Regions from separate parts of the Homo sapiens genome. Here region 2 is linked to region 1. Evidence: chromatin contacts called from ENCODE Hi-C or POLR2A ChIA-PET data. All regions are on one chromosome and are shown on one strand. Each heading gives the region's core, a stretch centred on a gene start or an enhancer-like site at or near the end of the contact. The rest is flanking DNA. Distances are from core to core; before and after follow the strand shown.

Evidence for each region. Hi-C counts contacts between places; a loop is a spot of excess contacts on that map. ChIA-PET counts read pairs that join two places held with the same protein, here RNA polymerase II (POLR2A). Pooled maps may share reads with other maps.
Region 2: POLR2A ChIA-PET joins it to region 1 with 12 read pairs in WTC11. The contact joins two enhancer-like sites. A Hi-C loop is called at or near these places in 2 of 50 pooled maps. POLR2A ChIA-PET finds 5 or more read pairs at or near these places in 7 of 52 experiments (HEK293T, HepG2, SK-N-SH and 3 more).

The regions. Positions count from the first base shown.
Region 1 is chr19:5,825,976-5,830,532 of GRCh38, forward strand. It overlaps NRTN (neurturin), which reads left to right. Exons shown (of 3, transcript NM_004558.5): 3 at 1,774-2,349. The coding sequence ends at 2,198. FUT6 (fucosyltransferase 6) reads right to left here. Exons shown (of 3, transcript NM_000150.4): 3 at 4,433-4,557. Among named protein-coding and RNA genes, the nearest start is that of FUT6, 11 kb to the right of the region's middle. RefSeq lists silencers at 723-1,017, 1,816-1,885, 2,056-2,385, 3,086-3,135 and an enhancer at 1,760-2,448. Within about 2 kb of position 2,181, at least 30 of the 41 ENCODE cell types and tissues checked have a DNase peak (open chromatin) inside an H3K27ac peak, as active enhancers do.
Region 2 is chr19:5,988,743-5,993,273 of GRCh38, forward strand. All of the region lies in intron 1 of RANBP3-DT (RANBP3 divergent transcript), which reads left to right. It overlaps RFX2 (regulatory factor X2), which reads right to left. Exons shown (of 18, transcript NM_000635.4): 18 at 4,422-4,531. Among named protein-coding and RNA genes, the nearest start is that of RANBP3-DT, 13 kb to the left of the region's middle. Within about 2 kb of position 1,781, at least 2 of the 41 ENCODE cell types and tissues checked have a DNase peak (open chromatin) inside an H3K27ac peak, as active enhancers do.

The DNA.
Region 1 (4,557 bases), core at 931-3,430:
TACAAAAAAATTAGCCGGGCGTGGTGGCGGGCGCCTGTAGTCCCAGCTACTCGGGAGGCTGAGGCGGGAGAATGGCGTGAACCCGGGAGGCGGAGCTTGCAGTGAGCCGAGATCGCGCCACTGCACTCCAGCCTGGGCGACAGAGCGAGACTCCGTCTCAAAAAAAAAAAAAAGATTATTCATTGTTTATATGGAATTCAGATTTAGCCGGGCACCTGTATTGTATCGGGCAAGCCCACAAATGTCTGCTTCGATGCACCCCTCTGGGGTTGGGTGTGCCCCCTAACCCCCCAGCACAGTCCTGGCCACTCCAGTCCTGCTCCGGGGCTTAAAGAACACGGACTAGGTTGCTCAGTCATCGCCCACCCCCCGCACCGATTTCCCACCCTCTCAGCCCCGGCCAAGACAGAGATCATGGAAGCTTCATGGGACAGACAGGGAAACTGAGGCCTGAGGTTGCAAGTGGCGAAAGTGGCAGAGTCATGCTCTGAGGCTGGGTTTGTCTCGTTTCTGAGACCCCCTGTGGGAACAGACATCTCCTCCCCCACCAAACCCCAGGAGACAGACAGCCCCTCCTTCCCCAGGGCCACCCAGAGGCTCATTCTTTTGACAGCCAGGTGCACCAGCCCGGGGGGCAGGTGGGGACTAAAGATTTCCTCTCCCAACCACAAGCGTGACTGCCACCTGCTCTGGGGCTGGGAGTCCCCTGCCTGCAGGTCCGCCAGCAGCGCTGCCTGTCATTCCAGCGTCTGCAGTTCTCTCCCGGGGCTTCCGAGTTTGGGGGTGGAGCCACCGCTTGGGTAATAAATTTAGGCTGCCAGGCCCTGGGAATCGGTGACTTGGGCACCTCCTGGCGAGTGTGGGAGAAAGCGGCTGGACCTGGGCCAAACTTGGGTGAACGATGAAGGCAGGAAGAATGACCTTTAAGCCCGCCTCTGTCGCTCTCTCTCGGCCACCTGCTAATGATGTGACCTTGGGATGGTCCGTTTTGTCACCTGTCACATGGGGGTGGCCTTGACAGTAGCTGCTGCCACTCCATGGAGTGGGGTCCCCACACAGGCTTCGGATGCAGTAGGCTGCGGTACCTGCTGCTCCTCTGCATTCTGAGAAACCCAAACACCCCGATTCATTTCTTGGATAGGGAAACTGAGGCTCCACTGCACAGCGGGGCAGTGGGGATGGAGGGAGTCTGAAAAGCCCGGGGCCTCAGAGCAGACGTCGGGGCCTGAAGAGGGGGCTCTAGAGACCTATGACAACCTCACTAAAGAGGGATAGGGCATGGGAAGCAGCCCCCCAGTGCTGCCCAGAGAGGATGCACCAGTGTCCTGGGGCAGCCCAGCATAGGGGCGGGGTCCAGATAGATTTGCGATGGAGGACGAGGAGAATGGAGCAGCAATGGGGTGAGAGAGGGGCCCAGAGGAGGTGAGTTAGAGACCCCGGTCAGCTCAGCTCAAGGTGAGACGGGCTGGAAAGCGGCCCAGAAAGGATGGACCAGGTTCTGGGCAGCCAATATAGGCTCAGGGTTCAGAAAGGGGTTTTGGACCAGCGTAGGGGTGTGAGTGTGTACGTGCCCCCCAGTGCCGCCCAGAGAGGGTGCATGAGCAGCTCAGCAAGAGGGTGGGGAAATTTGGGACCTGGGAGTGAGACGAGAAGCCGTCTAGGCCTGGCGTCCCAGCAAGGGTCTTCGTTTGCAGGGGTACAGAGAGGGTAGGGGGCTCCCTCCCACCCCCTGCACCCACTGACCCCCCCTCCTTTCTCTTCCTCCCCTCGCAGACCGTGCACTCCTGCAGGGGGCCCCGGATGCGATGGAGCTGCGCGAGCTGACGCCCTGGGCTGGGCGGCCCCCAGGTCCGCGCCGTCGGGCGGGGCCCCGGCGGCGGCGCGCGCGTGCGCGGTTGGGGGCGCGGCCTTGCGGGCTGCGCGAGCTGGAGGTGCGCGTGAGCGAGCTGGGCCTGGGCTACGCGTCCGACGAGACGGTGCTGTTCCGCTACTGCGCAGGCGCCTGCGAGGCTGCCGCGCGCGTCTACGACCTCGGGCTGCGACGACTGCGCCAGCGGCGGCGCCTGCGGCGGGAGCGGGTGCGCGCGCAGCCCTGCTGCCGCCCGACGGCCTACGAGGACGAGGTGTCCTTCCTGGACGCGCACAGCCGCTACCACACGGTGCACGAGCTGTCGGCGCGCGAGTGCGCCTGCGTGTGACCCTACCTCACTCGGCCGGCGCGGCGGCCACTCCCCCCGCCTCGACGGCACCACTGGCCGGCCCCGCGAAAGACTGCGCGTGCGTAGAGCACGCCGGCGCGGCCCCGGGACTCTCGCGATAACTGTACTGAGATAAAGTGTGGCAACTCGAGCTGGCTGGTGATTCATCCTCGGCGAGGGGCTCGCGTGTGGGCCACGTCGCCGTCTCCACCGGGAAAGCGGGGACCAGTGGGGGGGGCCCAGCTGCAGGGTAGTGGGAGGATGCTGTTTGCTTTGGGGGAAGGGTAGATGCAAAGTGGGTCCAGTTTATGGCGGACAAAAAGGAAAATGGGGTGAATGGGGCTATGTTGGCAGGGACCGTCCTTCCTGCCTCCCTACGGGTCCCTCTGCCCGTCCCGAGCGTGTTCCGGTCCGCACCTCTTCGCTGTGTGGGCTTCTGGGGAGGGGAAAGGGAAGCTACGCTCGGATGAAGAGACCGAGGTCTAGGTGGACCCCGTTTCCCCAGCTTGTTCCCTTCCGCACCTCTCCGCGGTGCGGGCTTCTGGGATGAAGACACTGAAGTCTAGGTGGGCCCAGTTTCCCCAGATTGTCGCTGACTGCACCTCTCGCTTCTGGGATGAAGAGACTGAGGTCTAGGTGGACCCAGTTTCCCCAGCTTGTTCCTGACTGCACCTCTCTGCTGTGTGGACTTCTGGAGAGGGGGAAAGGGGGAGACACTGTGGGTGAGGAGCCTGAGATCCAGGTGGAATCAGTTCCCCAGCGTCTCCCTGTCCGCACTGATCCCGCTATGTGGGTTTCTAGGAAGGGGGAGCCACTCTGGGGGTGAGGAGAGTGAGGTCCAGGTGGACCTGGGCCTCCCTTATCCGACGGCCTCCTCGGGCCGGTCTTCGCCCACCAGGGTGAGCTGAAAGCCACTATCTCCTTCCACCAGCTACTAAAAATACCCGCACGCTGCCCACCTCCCGGCGGGGAGAGGCCTGGGGCGGGCGCCAGCCCCATCCAGCCCGAAGCCGGCGCCTGCTGGTGTAGAGCTGGGTCCCCAGAGACCTGGGTCCTCGGCCCATAAAAGCCCTGGCCGGGCCTCCACGGGGGGGATTTACGACGAGCCCCTGCGGAGTATGGAAAAAGCCCGGCTCGGTGTTTAGATTTCCCCACGGTGTCACCTTGATGCTTGGCAGGCCTCGGGTGTTGGGTTGCCAGAGCGCGGGAGGGGTCGGCGGGTCCCACGGTCGGTCTGAGGGGCGGGGAAGGGGCGGGCACTGCGAGCCCAGAGCAGGCACCGGCGAGGCGAGACTCCTCCCCTCCTGCCCCTCAGACTGGGGGTTCCCAAGGCTACAACCCTTCTCCTTAGCTGGGCCCCCTCCCCTCCTTCCCACACGTCTGCCCTTAGGACCACCCTCTAACCACAGTGTCCCTTCCCAGGCTCAGCCCGCATCCCCCCACCCCCCGCAAAGCTGGAGGGCGCAGATCGGAAACCGCCCCCAGGGAGAATCACCCAGCCATGAAGGAACATCCCTAGCCCCTGGCTCCCGGGGACCCACAGCTACAGCTGGAGACACTCAAGGCGGCTAATCAGCAGGACTTCCAGGGAGCCCTGAGAGCAGGGCTTGGCGGCCAGGCGGGTGATCTGCTTGGGAAGCAGTTTCAGGGCTGCCGCTGGCTGGGGTCCCCGCCTACCCCCGCAGTCTTCTGACTCTGAGGTTTAAGGTGGTGGATTCCTCCACCCTTTGGGCCGACTCAGCCCGGCCTCCGCAGAGAGGCCGGAGTTCCCAGACGCTGCGGAAGCCCAAGTGACGCTTACTCCGAGCCTCAGTTTCCCCATCCTAGATGGCCTGGCCTCAGAGAGGAGTGTTGTTCAGCCCAGGACACACAGCGAGAAAGCTGACCATCAGGGGTCTGCCGCCCCCCCGAAGCTCCCCTGCCACAGTGTGCATGTGTGTGTGAGTGTTGCCCACCCTCCGGGGCCTCCCGGACCTCGGCCTTCCTGTCTCCCACCCAGATCCAGCGTCCCAACCACAGGGCGCGGGCCCAGCCCACCAGGGAATTGGAACATAAATAAACCGAGAAGCCCCTGCAGTTCCCTGGGGCTGCGGTTGTCATCAGCGCATCGGCACACCGGATGAGGGTCTCTCTCACACACACACACAAGCACACTCACAAGACACAGAGATCACCACCCATAAGGGCTCAGCAGGCAGGACCCATGATCCTACACAGTCACCTTCCACACAGAATTGCACACTCAGAAAGGGACACTCCCCCCTTTTTTTTTTTTTCTTGAGACAGTCTCACTGTGTCGCCCAGGTTGGAGTGCAGTGGTGCGATCATGGCTCCCTACAACATCTGCCTCCTGGGTTCA
Region 2 (4,531 bases), core at 531-3,030, 160 kb after region 1:
TGTGAGAGCCACCCACACAGAGACAGTATTTAAAGCCACAAAAGGACGGTCACTCTTCCAAGAGAATCAGGGTGTTATTCCAAAAGAAGGCAGGATGGATGCTGGACAGCAAAACCCCACAAAATGTCCATGACAGGATTCCAGGAGGGGCCCATGATCTCACAATAAGCTGAGAACAACTCTCAGCCCTCCTGAGAGCCTCTGTGTGAGTGCACGTATACTCATGCATATATGATACTGTGGCTTTGGAGACCTATGCATATGCATTTTACATTGCAGCCCAATACCATAAATGCATGTGTATATGTGCACTCACACATACACTGAAATGAAAATTTTGCAAAGCTATATTTATCCTTATTACACCATCACTCCTGATGTTTTAGTTAGATTTTTATCCTGGTTCATTAGAAAAAGAAAGAGAAAAAAAAAGCCAAGCGCAATGGCTCATGCCTGTAATCCCAGCACTTTGGGAGGCTGAGGTGAGCGGATCACCTGAAGTCAGGAGTTTGAGACCAGTCTGGCCAACATGGTAACATCCTATCTCTATTAAAAATACAAAAATTAGCCAGGCACGGTGACACACTCCTGTAATCCCAGCTACTCAGGAGGCTGAGGGGGAGAATCGATTAAACCCAGGAGGTGGAGGTTGCAGTGAGCTGAGATTGTGCCACTGCACTCCAGCCTGGGCAACAGCAAGACTCTGTCTCAAACAAAGCAAAGCAAAACAAAACAAAACACCAAACCACACACACAAAAAACAAACCAAATCGGGTATAACTCACCAATTTGATCTCCACAGGGCTCCTGTGTGCCCCTGCTCCACCCCACAGCCACAACTCTCCCCCTCACTTGTACGATTTTAACAAGCACCTAATTGACCCCCCTGCTTCTGTTTCTTCCTGTGAATCCACCCTGCCCGAATACATCTTTCTAAAGCCCAGCTTTGATTACATCAAAAACCTCTGGTGGCCTCCTGCCTGAATTCCAGTTTCTTTGGAATTCCTTGTCACTCCTCTGGATATTTTTCTCTCCTCCATGGCACAGCACCTTCCTTCCCAACATCACCGTAAAAAACGCCTTCTCTGGGAGGCCCTCCTCACTCCCTCACACCCTCAATATTTGCTGAGCATGCCCGGTGATAGATTTGGGAAGTCCATTTCAACAAGGCAAATGATAGCTACTCACTCGCAGAGCTTATGGGAAAGACAGATTTGCAAACAATGACTATAAAGTATGGTAGGGGAAGTTGGGTCTAAGTGACCCTAATCTACCCAGAGAGCATCCAGGAAGGCTTCCCGAAAGAAGTGCCAATCAAGGTGAGTGCTAAAGAGGAAGGTGTCTCCCAGGCGACACTGGCAGTGTCCAGAGACATTTTTGCTTGTTAGGATTGGGCTGTAGTGCTCCTGGCAGGGAGTGGGTGGAGGCCAGGGATGCTGCTCAGCACCCTGCAGTGCCCAGTACGGGCCCCCCCAGAGAATTATCTGATCCCCCACCATCTGCGGTATCTGCAGTGCCGAGGGGTAGAAACAGCTCTTGAAGGCTTAGTCCCGTGCTTTCTGTATGTTGACCTTCTTTCTCACAACACCGTGAGGTATTTTTAATGTCTCTTTTCCAGTGGGAGAAACCGATGAAGGTAATTTACTTGAGGGCACAGTGAATGACCGTGGAGCTGATTCTCAAACCTGTGCAGTCTAATCCCTGCCACTCTGCCTCTCCCGGCCGAGGAGGAGCTGGGGAGTAGCAAAGAGGAAGGGGAGAAGCGCTCAGTTGGCGGCCATTTTGAGGAGCAGGGCCAAGGGGCGGGGCGGGGCAATGCGGGGACGGACGGTGCTGCCAAGGCTGTGATGGAGACTTGGGGAGGAGGTCTGGACGGCCAGATGCCGGAATGCTGTCTTGCTCTGCCGAGGGCCAGGCACCCAGGAGCTCTGGGCAGAGGTGAAGTCAGCAGCTCCTGGAGGGTGTTTCCATTGTGGGAGTGGCTGAGGTGACTGAGGGGGTAGAAGGAGGAGAGGAGTGGGCAGGACCCAGGCGCAGAGGGGCAGCAGCCAGAGGCAGGAGGAAAACAGGGGTGGCGGCGGTTGGCGGGGGTGGGGGGCACTCCAGCTGGAGCATCTCCCCTTTCTTTTTTTTTTTTTTTTTTGTTTTTTTGAGACGGAGTCTCGCTCTGTCACCCAGGCTGGAGTGTAGTGACGTGATCTTGGCTTACTGCAAGCTCCTCCTCCTGGGTTCAAGCGATTCTCCTGCCTCAGCCTCCCCAGTAGCTGGGACTACAGGAGTGTGCCATCACACCCGGCTAATTTTTGTATTTTTAGTAGAGATGGGGTTTCACCATGTTAGCCAGGATGGTCTCAATCTCCTGACCTCGTGATCCACCCGCCTCGGCCTCCCAAAGTGCTGGGATTACAGGGGTGAGCCACCGCGCCTGGCCCACATCTGCCCCATCTTAGCACGCTGGCAGTTGCAGTGTCTGGGGTCCCCTCCCATCTTGCAAGGGAGTTCCTGCCACCAGAAAGTTTGTGAAGGCAGGGACATCTCTGGGCCTCCCCACCCCTCCTTGCTGACGTCTGTCTGGAGGTCAGGGCTGTAATGGCAGTTCCATCATCACCAGGGACCCAGGCTCCTTCTGACTCATTGCTTTTCCATCCTTATCATGGGGCTTCCACCTTGAGGTCCACTGTGGCTGCCGTGCTCCAGCCATCACATCTGCATTCCAGCCAGAAGCCTTGCTTTTCCCATGTGTACAATGGGGATTACATCTACCTTAGGTCATCAAAAATAGGAGATGGGATAGAAGTGTCTAGTGTGGAGCCTGCTGTGATTATGGCCAGTACCCCCTAGAGGTGCTTGGTAAGACCAAGGTTCCCCTTTTTTTTTTTCTGAGGCGGCTGCACCCTGGGGACCTACCCAGAGGGCTTTGGAGGCACATGATGGCCTGCGGACCTCAAGCGGGCTCCTCTTTCCTGGGGCGCCATCCCCCATGCTCTGAGCTCCCGCTCTCCCCAGCCTCTCAGGCCCCATGGGCAGGGCTCGGGCCTCCTACTCTGGGCCCTGCAGTCCACACTGGGCCTGGCTCTTCAGGGGCTGGGGAGGTGGGTGAGTTGGCACTTGCCTAATTTGGCTCAGGGGTCTCAGCTGGAGGAATGTCTGAAATTGTGACCCAGCAGGGGGTGGGGCGAGTGGATTTCCTGGCTGATGTTGGCACCGTCAGGACACAGTGGGGTCCTGGAGTCCCAGCCCAGGGAAGTGAGAGGCGATTCTAGTGTCACCTGAGACAGAGAGGCCTGGGCTGGGGCAAAGGCCGAGTGTCCCTGGGAGCATACGGGGCACTGGCCTGGCACTCGGGAAACTGGCCTGGCTGACCAGCAACTGTACTAGCCTCTGTGGGCCACCCTCCCTCCCGCAGGTGGGCCCTGCCTGGTTCCTGAGCCCATTGCTCTCCTCTGTAGGGTTTCTTCAAAGTCCTATAGCCCCGCACCACAGTCCCCTGAGAGGGAATGGCAGCAACAACACGCTTCCTGGCTCCTACCCGAATCTCACCGAGTCATGCTCCTTGTGAAATGGGTCCAGGAATCGGCCATTTTTGAGCAAGCTCATGCACTGATTCTCAATGATTCTGAAGTTTGGCCCGAGTAAACCCTGCGGACAACCAGGGGTTCGCATCCGAGACTGGCACACCCGCTTCCTCCGCTAGATCCGAGTGGGTCTAGCCTGTAACAAATGTAAACAGGAGGCTGGGGCGGTGGCTCACGCCTGTAATCTCAGCACACTGGGAGGCCAAGGTGGGAGGATCGCTTGAGCCAAGGAGTTTGAGTCCAGCCTGGGCAACACAGGAAGACCCCCATCTCTAAAAAAAAAAAAAAAAAAAATTAGCTGGATGTGGTGGCGCACGCCTATAGTCCCACCTACTTGGGGAGGCTGAGGTGGGAGGATCACCTGAGCTCAAGAGGTTGAGGGTGTAGTGAGCTATGATAGTGCCACTGCACGCCAGCCGAGGTGATAGAATGAGACCGTCTCTTAAAAAAACAAACAAACAACAGAAAAAAACCCAAAGTGTAAACAGGAGCCATTGACCATCCTGGACAAAGAACGGTTTCTGCGCCATCACTGGCTCAGGATAGGCCTTGCTAAGGAAGTAAGGGGCCCAGGCTCCTTCCGGAAGGCACTAGAACATCCCCAGGGAGCCCGCAGGCAAGTGCAGGGGGCACCTCTGTGGTTTCCCCTCTGGGTCTTGAGTGGGGCAGGCCCGGCAGGCTGGTGTCCCACGGCGGGGGGACAGGGCCTAGAGTGTGGACAGTGAGTCCAAAAATGGGCACGCTCAGTGTGTTTACTGCTATGAAAAATGAGACCAGGCCTGAGAGGCTTGTGGCTTCGCTGCCACCTCTGTTCCTCCTCGTGGATCGGAAAGACAGGCCAGAGCCTAAGGCAGAAACCAGCTTGTATTGGTTACCAGGAGTGAGGAAAAGCCGGGCATTACAATCCGTTAACTGTGAGCTTCAGTGTCTCCAAGGAGAGGAGATGTATATTTTAA